Regions from separate parts of the Homo sapiens genome. Here region 2 is linked to region 1. Evidence: chromatin loops called from intact Hi-C (ENCODE). Cell type or tissue: K562. All regions are shown on one strand.

Evidence for each region. Peaks named below come from ENCODE experiments on the same cell type or tissue, not always from the same donor. Only the 100,000 strongest peaks of a DNase experiment are listed, where the experiment ranks them.
Region 2: it touches region 1 in a loop (2.8-fold over the local background); 4 of 110 quality-filtered maps call a loop at or near these places.

The regions. Positions count from the first base shown.
Region 1 is chr14:95,430,397-95,435,396 of GRCh38, reverse strand. SYNE3 (spectrin repeat containing nuclear envelope family member 3) reads left to right here. Exons shown (of 18, transcript NM_152592.6): 16 at 1,988-2,137; 17 at 3,280-3,318. Among named protein-coding and RNA genes, the nearest start is that of SYNE3-AS1, 83 kb to the left of the region's middle. RefSeq lists an enhancer at 3,784-3,923. In K562, CTCF peaks have their summits at 3,009 (motif pointing right) and 3,998; DNase peaks (open chromatin) are centred at 3,016 and 3,986; H3K27me3 peaks cover 58 bases.
Region 2 is chr14:95,227,876-95,232,875 of GRCh38, reverse strand. CLMN (calmin) reads left to right here. Exons shown (of 13, transcript NM_024734.4): 2 at 2,743-2,804. Among named protein-coding and RNA genes, the nearest start is that of DICER1-AS1, 73 kb to the right of the region's middle. In K562, a CTCF peak has its summit at 2,947 (motif pointing left); no DNase peak of the experiment used is centred here.

The DNA of each region.
Region 1 (5,000 bases):
CTTTCAGTTTACTAATTCTCTCTTTAGCTGTGTTTCATCTTCTGTTACACGTGTCTACTGAGTTCTTAACTTTGGTTGTTGCAGTTATCAGTTCTAGAACTTCTATTTGGTGCTTTTAATAATCTACTCTATCATTTTTCTTATCTTTTTTTTTTCTTATTTTATAGCTCCTGTCTTAACTGAAACTCTATCATTTTTCATACCTTCCAGATACTTGCTGAAATTTTTAAACCTATCTTTTAATTATTTGAACATAGTAAACATAGCTTTTTACAGATTGTATCTAATAATTCTAACATCTCAAGGCATTTTATGAATGTTTCTGTTGTATATTATTTCTGCCTGTTCTTACTCTTGGTTTCTTGTGTCTTCATGTGGCTGCTTTGTGTGCTAGACATTGTGTTTGCCAAAATATGTATAAGAGGGATTTAAGATTTAGGATAGGCAGGGCACGGTGGCTCACGCCTGTAATCCCCGCACTTTGGGAGGCTGAGGCGGGTGGATCACCTGAGGTCAGGAGTTCGAGACCAGCCTCAACATGGAGAAACCACGTTTCTACTGAAAATACAAAATTAGCTGGGCATGGTGGTGCATGCCTGTAATCCCAGCTATTCGGGAGGCTAAGGCAGGAGAATTGCTTGAACCTGGGAGGCAGAGGTTGCGGTGAGCCGAGATCGCGCCATTGCACTCCAGCCTGGGCAACAAGAGCGAAACTCTGTCTCAAAAAGAAAAAAAAGATTTAGGATAATCTTTTCCTCCAGAGTTGATTTTATTTGCTACTGCCAGGCGAGTAGGGACCTTTCATTCTGGGACCACTAAATCCAAGTTCAAGGCTTGAGTTTCCCTGGTCTACTAAGATGACTTTGAACTGGGCTGCAAGTCTACACAAGGTCCAGGTTTACTTCTGGTTCATTTTTAATAGGGTGAAGGCTTTAGGAGCTCAGCAAAAGGGTGAATGAACCCTATCAGAATCTCTACCTCTGCAGGCCCCAGACTTTGGCCTTTGTCTCCCCAGCCCAGTGAGGCTGCCAAAAGCAAAGATGTTTTACAGCTATTCCTTCCAAATTGGCAAATGTTCTGTGGGCAAAAGCAGATCTGAACACAGCACTGACTGCCCTGGGTTTTCATTCTTTCCCAAGTTGTGGCCCGGTGTGCCTCACATTCTTTTGTTAATACTTTTATGCCTTTAAAATGCTTTAAATATTTTGTCCTTAGTGGGAGGTTTGGTCCCAATTATCTAGTTGGCCATTACCTGGAAATCTTCCTTGCCTGCCTCTCCTGTCTCATATCTGGCTACTCCTCTCATTCCCCCCACCGCACCACCACCCAACTCCAGCCATATCAGAAATGACTTTCCGTTCCTCAAGTTAAACCCCCTTGCTTTTTGTACAGCATACATTCCTGTGGGCTCTGAGAAGCTAAGCAAGGTGTCCCATATTACATGCTAGTAGAATGGGGCAGAGCCAGGATCCAAAGCCAGGATTTAAAACTGGGCTCCCGGATTTATAGCCCCGCTCCTACTGCCCCATCACACCACCTCTCAGGAGTCCTGAGAATAAAAGTTTCCATCCCAAGGGAACACAGTACTTCTATTTCCTGAGAAAAATCTGCACATTAAAACACCATTCTGCCAGGCTCAAAATGCTAACAGAAAGACATGTTCACAATGACAGCTTTTAGAATGATGCGAACTCTAGTCAAGCCCTCTGGAGGACTTGGTCCTGGAATGTCATATTTGGAAGTGACCACTGGAGGTCTGCAGCCCAGCTGCCCGTTCCATGCAGGAGGCCATCCTGTAGCATTCCTGAGAGCAAGGGCTAGGCCTTGGCTTGAATTGCACAGATGGGAGTCCCACTTTATGGATTCTGTCTGCCTCCTCCCTGCCTACCTGTCTGTCAAGTGAAATTTGATGGACCCATCCTTACCATTCAGGTGGGGCTGTCTGGGCCATTTGGAAGCCGCACCATGACGCTGCTGTTTCCCCCAGGAGCTGGAGGCTCGGGTGCCAGAAGGTCAGCATCTCTTTGAGAACCTCCTTCGTCTCGGGCCAGCAAGGGGGACCTCGGATGAGCTGGAAGATCTGCGCTACCAGTGGATGCTGTACAAGTCCAAGCTGAAGGACTCTGGCCACCTGCTGGTAGGTGCCAAGGATGTGCAGGTCCCAGATTCCAGGGACAGGACTATAGCTGGGCCGTATTTGCCTGGGGATACAGTGCTAAGCCTGCATCCACCCTGCCCTGTGCATTCACACACCAGACAGTGGTGACCACTCAGGCAGAGGACAGGGACACTCATGGGTTCTGGGCACTTAGGTGACGCCATTTGGCCATCCAACCACCTCATGAGGCTGAAGTCCCAGTCAGGACAGCAGTGACCTCATAATTAATGTGTAAGGAGTGCTTCCTATCTCCCAAGCCGAGGGCCCTGTGTGCACCGTCCCATTCAGTCTGTACGGTTCCCCTCTGCTCAAGTCATTGTATCTCCAGACTGCAGAGGGGAGCTGAGACTCCAAGCAGTGAAAAACCTTGCCCGAGGCCGCGTGGGTGGTCAGTGGCAGAGCCAGCCTGCAGACACACCCGTGTGTTGTAGGCGTGACCTGGGGAAGCACTGGAGTGGCATCAGGAGCCCTGGGGTCCAGCCCCATGTCTCTAACTTGCCCTGTGTCTTAGTTGAGCAAGCACCTTCCTTTTCGGGGGCCCCTGTGTCTCCTCACACCAAATAATAATAATAATAATAATAATAATAATAATAATAATAATAATAGCAAAACTAGTAATGATCATAACCTTTGCTCAATGCTATGTCCTTATAACAGCCCTTTAAAGGAGGTGCTGTTATATGCCCTGTGAACCAATGAGGAAACTGAGGCACGGACATTAAGTTTCCTAGGTCCCTAAGTCTGAGGAGGGTGGTGAGCTGGCCCTTAAGGGCCCTTTCAGCCTCAGACCCCAGCCCCAAGCTGGGCGCCCCAGGCTTTCCTGGCCCGGGAGCAGCCGAGACGGCCACTAGGTGTCAGCCCAGCCCAAGCCAGGTTGGCCATGGCCCCCGCCGGCCTTGGCCACGGCCTTTCCAGACAGAATCCCAGCTGGGCCTGAAGTGTGTTAAAAAGCTCATTAAATCGAATCATCTGCTGGCTCAGGCTGTCCAGATGACCAGAAGTTTTAAAGAAACACTCCCCTGACAAAACGAATATTCCATTACAGGCTCTGTTGGGATTTAAGTTTCACTCACTTAACTTATTTTTTTCCCCCCTTTTCCTCTCCTTCCCTAAAATAACAGACACAAAGTTCTCCAGGGGAGCCGACTGGATTCCAAAAGGTACAGTGTCTGCCATCTGCTCCACACGGCTAGCAGGCAGGGTGCCTGGAGGGTTGGTGGGCCCGTGACACTGGGGCAAGACTCGTGGGCTTTCTGGAAGGTTCCAGGAAGACCAAAGAACATTTATGGGGGATCAACTCTGGGCTGCGCTGTGCTGGGCCCCAGGATTCTTGATTTCAAGAAGCCCCAGGCTTGGGGGGAGGCTGGCAGGGTGTGCAGAGTCCTCCGCTGGGACAGGCACATAGCAGAGAGGGGATCTTGGAGTTCACCCTCCTAAATCAGGACACGCTGGGGAGTGGACAAAGATGCTACCAATGATTATGCTGTGACAGCAGGTGTGAACCGGGACTGTCCCAGGAAACCTGGGTTGTTGCGGGCAAACTGGACGGTGTGGCCACCCTGGTGATGGAGAGTCTATGGGGCTCGGTAGGGACAGGAGAGGGAGGGATTGTGCCTTTGAGTTCTACTAGGCAGGTGTTTCCACTTACCCTACTGAGCCGTGCTCAGAGTCACTCCCAGGGTCTTTGCAGGCTGAAGCAATAACAATAACAGCAGTAATAACGACAACAATGAGTAATAGGTATGATTATTACTCGAGATGCTATGTATTGGCCATCCACTGTGTGTGCCAGGAACTGTGCTAAGTTGTGGTTAGGGCCTCTCCTGTAACTCTCCCAGTGACACCTAGGAGGCAGTATAATCTCAACTTTCAGCGCGAGGAAACAGAAGGGGCAAGCCTGAAGTGACTTGTTCAAGGAAGGCCTCAGCCCCTCAGTGGTCTCTGGCCTCTGAATCCAAAACTCATGTTGTTAAACTTCCACGTTGTGACTTGGAGAAGACTTCCCTGGGGCCTGGGGTGTCTCCCCATTTCTGGAAAAGCCAAGTGTAAATCGGTGTCTCCTAGTGCCACTGTTTCCAAGGGAATGAATGCTGTGTTTTCCTGCTAGGCATTGGCCCGTAATGACACGAGCCTCCTCCGGCATGCTCTGATCCAAGGAGCTCTGAGTTCCTTGAGATCTCTCATTCTTTGGAATCTGTGTTTCCTAGAAATCTGTGATTTCTTCTTGGCCTCTGGCTGGTGTCATAAGTAACATCTATAGGAGAGTGGGTAACCAATGGACTGGGCAGGGCAGTCACAAAATCAAGGCTGGGCTCTGGGCCCAATACCAACTGGCTTTGTGGCTTCGAGGGAGTTGTTTGGCCCCTTGGGGTTCACTTTCCCCATCTATAAAATGGAGCTTTTTTTTTTTTTTCCTTTGAGACAGAGTCTCCTGTCACACAGGCTGGAGTGCAATGGCACAATCTCAGCTCACTGCAACCTCTGCCTCCCAGGTTCAAGCAATTTTCCTGCCTCAGCCTCCCAAGTAGCTGGGATTACAGGCATGCGCTACCACACCCGGCTAATTTTTGTATTTTCAGTAGAGACGGGGTTTCACCATGTTGGCCAGGCTAGTCTCAAACTCCTGACCTCAGGTGATCCACCCTCTTCGGCCTCCCAAAGTGCTGGGATTACAGGCATGAGCCACTGCACCCAGCCTAAAATGGAACTATTAATGGCAACCTTATTTACTTCATGAACTTATTTTGAAGATCGTGTGAACTGTTGTATATGAAAGTAGAAATGCTTCTGATCACTTAAGCCCTGCCCCCAACACCCCCCAGTTTAGAATAACAAACACACT
Region 2 (5,000 bases), 200 kb after region 1:
AGCAGTCTTGATGTCCATCCACAGGGGGAACAACCAGACTATGGAAAACACTGTAGCCATCAGAGAGAATAAAGTGGATCCATATTGCAAAGTGGAAGGATCTCCGATAGAGCTTGGGACAGACACTCTCTGAGCTTCCGGGAGTCTCCAAGACTCTGGTACTCACTGGTCTCAGCACATGTCTCCTCCCAACCTCATTTCTATTAACTTCTTTTCCTTCTCCCTTCCCTCTCACCCGTGAAACACAGTTTACTGGAATTCGTTCTTTAATTCTTATGCCTATTAGCCAGTGACCCTCCCTTACAGAAAAGGAGGAAACTGAGAGAAAAGCAGTGATGTACGTAATTACTGTCTGCTGGTTCTTCAGTTAAAAATATTGTAAGGCATAATATTGAAACGTGATTTATGGGTGCCACATTCTGCCAAATAATGAGGCCAAGAGGAAAAAAGTCCCGTTGTTACAGAAATCCATAAGCTTTGCTCTCCTGCAGGAGATCAATTGGCTCTCATTTTCTTATTGCTAAAGAAATTTGGAATCGTTTTAGGCATATGTGATATGGTCTTTCAATATGTTGAAATCCAGTAGCTGAGGAGCCGTCTGGCTCAGATATTGAAGGAAGTTTCCTGGAGGCGTGGCAGCTCACAGCCGAGGAGGCTGCAGCCTCAGGCCACCACGCACCCTCACCCAGACACTGGCACTGGGGCCCATCTCAGAAACACCCTCCGGGTGCTCGAGGGCCCAAGACAGCTAAGGCCACAGAACTCAGGAGAGAGCAGAAAAAGCACAGAATGGAGTTCCACCTGGGCTGTTTTATTAACTATTTGCCCCTCCGTTTCTTCATCTGTAAAACAGAAATGATAACCTTACTATTAATTGTGTGACCTTGGACAAGTTACAACATCTCCCTGGGCGCGATTGTCCCATCTGAAGGTCATAATAGCACCTGCCACAGAGGATGGTAGTAAGGATTAAATTAGTTAATCCATGTAAATTACCTAGGTAAGTGCCTGCCATATAGCAAGTGCTTGGTACTTTTTTTTAAAAATCACTGTTATGACTATTGCAGACACCTTTGCCATGATTGGAATAGCTGGAATCCAAACTCAAGCCTTCCATTTCCAGGGTTCTGGCTGGTGTGGGGCTGACAGACCTGGATGGGGATTCCCAGCTCTGCCTCTCTTCAGCTGAGCAAGTCACTGGAACCTCTCTGAGCTGCATTCTGTTCAGCTGTAAAATAATAGTTTGTACTTTGCAGGGGTGTTGTAAGGCAGTGGTCTCCAGCCTTTTTGGCACCAGGGACCAGTTTTGTGGAAGAAAATTTTTCCATGGACAGGGTGCTGAGGGGGATGTTTTCAAGCTCCTATGAGGATTTAATGCGGCTGGGCGCGGTGGCTCACGCCTGTAATCCCAGTACTTTGGGAGGCCGAGGTGGGCGGATCCCGAGGTCAGGAGATCGAGACCATCCTGGCTAACATGGTGAAACTCTGTCTCTACTAAAAATACAACAAAAATTAGCCAGGCATGGTGGTGCGCGCCTGTAGTCCCAGCTACTCTGGAGGCTGAGGCAGGAGAATGGCATGAACCCGGGAGGCGGAGCTTGTAGTGAGCCGAGATTGCGTCACTGCACTCCAGCCTGGGTGACAGAGCTAGACTCTGTATCAAAAAAAAAAAAAAAAAAAAAGTTAGAGGATTTAATGCCTCTGTTGATCTGACAGGAGGCGGAGCTCAGGCCGTGATGCTCGCTTCTCACCACCTGCTGTGCAGGCCAGTTCCTAACAGGCGCGGACCAGTACTGGTCCATGGCCTGGGGGTTGGGGACCCCTGTTGTAAGGTTTAAAGATGAATGGAAACAAAGTGTCCGGGACGCAGTGAGTGCTTGGCGGATGGCAGTCGCCCTTGGCAGTGAAAGATCTTTGCTAAGAAGCCTCTTTGGGTAATGCTCTCCCCTGGGAGAAGGGGTCCATTCCTGGTTTATGTCCTTCGGTTCACATTGGCTCAGCAGCAAGCGCCTGCAGAACTCTTTATTCCTGGAGGGTGCAAAGTCTGCCCTGGCTCTAGAAATAATAGCTACAAAGAAAAACCACTGGCAGCCCCTGTGCCAGGGACTGTGTGGAGTTGGCTCTGCAGGAGCCTGGGTATCCTTAGAGCAGCTTGGAGAGTGAGCTCCTCATCCTCCATGTGCAGATCAGACATGCGGGTGGGGGTCTGGCCCGGGCACACAAAGCTGGGAGATGACAGGGCTCAGAGTCTGATCTTGGGCTGTCCAATCCCTTTCACCACACTGTGGCACATTCCAGAGCCCCTATCCAATTCCTAATTATCGGCTCCACTCCACCCCGACCCTGACTGCCCTCTCCCATCTCCTCATGCCCATCACTGCCACTGGGTGACCATGCAGTCCCATTACAGCCTCTTGTGGGGTTGATTTGTAGTTTTGTCTCCAGTGCTTCTTAGCCTGAACTGTCAGATGTCTAAATGTTTGAATTGGGTTGTAGAGAACATTTTGTTCCATGTGTCTGAATCTGTGGGTTTACATAGATGCTCAGGGGTTGGGCTGGGGAGCATGGGTTGTGGGTGCCAGGTAAGGCGTTGCCAACCCCTTCCAGAAAGGCCTCTGTTCTTACATGGGACACCCTGGGGTTCTGTCTGCCCTCCACCTAGAATCTCCCCTTGGGAAGGGGAAGGTGTGATTTTGCACATACTTCTTATTCTCCCAGCTGATGGTATGTCTTTGTTTTCAGTTGAGAGGGAAAATGTGCAGAAGAGGACCTTTACACGATGGATAAATCTACATCTAGAAAAGGTAATGGCGCACTTGGGTGTTTGCTAAGTGATAGATTCATCTGTAACTGAATTTACAGTTCCAGAGAGTGGAGGGGGAGCTGGTGACCTGTGCTCTTTCTGTTGTTCATTCATTTAAACATTTATAAGTGCCTCCCCCTGCCGGTTACCAAGCTCAGGATTGGGAAGAGATGACTGAGACACGGCTCTGCCCTCCTGGGGTCATCATTCTTATCAGGGGAAGGAAAGAGAGGGTCTGTCTTTAAGTAGGAATCTGAGCAGATGGTGGAAGACGTTCATTATTGAACACACCAACACCTGAAACTCAGGTGCGCATCTTGATTGCCAGACCCGGGATCTGTGAAGAGCCAAGAGCCATTTGTAGGTATTGGGCAAAGCTAGATTTCCTTCTAAAGTCACATAATGTTGCTATTTAATAATAATAATAGTAATAATATTATTACCTGCCCCTTCACTCTGCATCAGGCATCCTGCATAGTGCCACACACACATGCCATGTCTCCTGTCATCCTCATGACGACTTGAATTACCCCCCTCCTATCAGAAGGAGGAAACAGAGGCACGGAGACATAATGTGGCTTTCCTGAACTTTCCATGGCTTCTCCTCTGTATTCAACTTAGTGGCCCTTCTATTCCTCTGTTTCTTTCTCTTCTTGCATTCTTTGGCCCGGCTGTTTTGAGTTGCATTTTGTTTGCAAGCATCTCATGCACACACCATAAAACAAAAGCAGCTGAATCAGCTCCCCACTTGAAACAGACTAAAGGAAGAGCCACAGAGGAGAGGCAGTGATGGGAAGGGATGAACAGCTCTGGGTGAGAAGGGGGATGGGAGCAGGCAGAAATCTCAGCCCTCCTGGTGCATGAGGTTGGATGGACCTCAAGACTGTGGGCCTGGGGCTGGGAGAGGAGAGATTATTTTTCTCTTTTTTAGAAAGTTGATTTTTTATCTACTCACTTCACCTCTTTCTCCTTAAGCACCACTATCTGGTTCTCCATCTATATCCAGCAAGTAGTCTCAATTCTGTTTGAAGCTAGTAGCACCCCACTTTCATGTTTGTAGGTAATCGTCTCTCTTCTCCTCTTAAAAGGTTCAAGAGAGGCCGGGCACAGTGGCTTATGCCTGTAACCCCAGTGCTTTGGGAGGCTGAGGCAGGTAGATCACTTGAGGTCAGGAGTTTGAGACCAGCCTGGCCAGCATGGTGAAACCTTGTCTCTACTAAAAATACAAAAATTAGCTGGGCGTGGTGGCTCATGCCCGTAGTCCCAGCTACTGGGGAGGCTGAGACTGGAGAATCGCTTGAACCCAGGAGGTGGAGTTTGCAGTGAGCTGAGATCGCACCACTGCACTCCAGCCTGGGCGGCAGAGCGAGACCCTGTCTCAAAAAACAAAACAAAAGGTTCAAGAGTAACTATTGACTGCCTTTATGGTTAACACAAAAGAAAGGTTCTTAGAAGAAATCACTGAAATGATTAGAAAGCAGAGAAAATAAATGTGGCTTTTAGGAAGTGGAGCTCTTGACCTCAATTCTAATTCACATAGTTTATCTTTAGGTCTAGGATATTGCCCGAGCAGGCATTCGGCCACCCACACCTCCACTCCTGACGTGTAGAACATGTGACGCAGTGCCACCACTTCACCCAGGAGCATCCTGAACTCTACGGGTGAAAGATTGTATCGCAGATGAAGCTTATAAATCATCAACCAGTTGTTTTGATTATTGGCACATTTTCGGCAATGCTCCTAAAGTGAAGTGTTATTTTGGGGAAAAAAGCAAAAGGAAAACTTGTCCCCAAACCTGAGATCACTGAACTCTTAAATTAATGCCTGATGTGTGTCAGGGTAGCTGGAAATTCCTGCTGGGGGACACACTAGAGCCATGGAGTATTTCTTTCTTTCTTTTTTAAAAAATTAAAATAAATAAATACAGAAAAGTACAGAGGGTCACGTGGTGAATATACCCGCACCCACTCACCACCCCAAATGAACCTCTGTTCGCATTTATCATATCAAGGATTTTCTCCCTGGTCAAATTCCTGCCCCTTTCTCAGGGCAGGTGGGTAGCGCCGACTCTGAAAATAAATCAGATAGCACCTGAAACTGATGTCTAATAAACAGGGCAAAATTAACAGCCACGTTTCCAACCTTGAGACTTTCAAGAACAACCTTGCATGTAAAGGAAACCCAGGAACTCCTTGG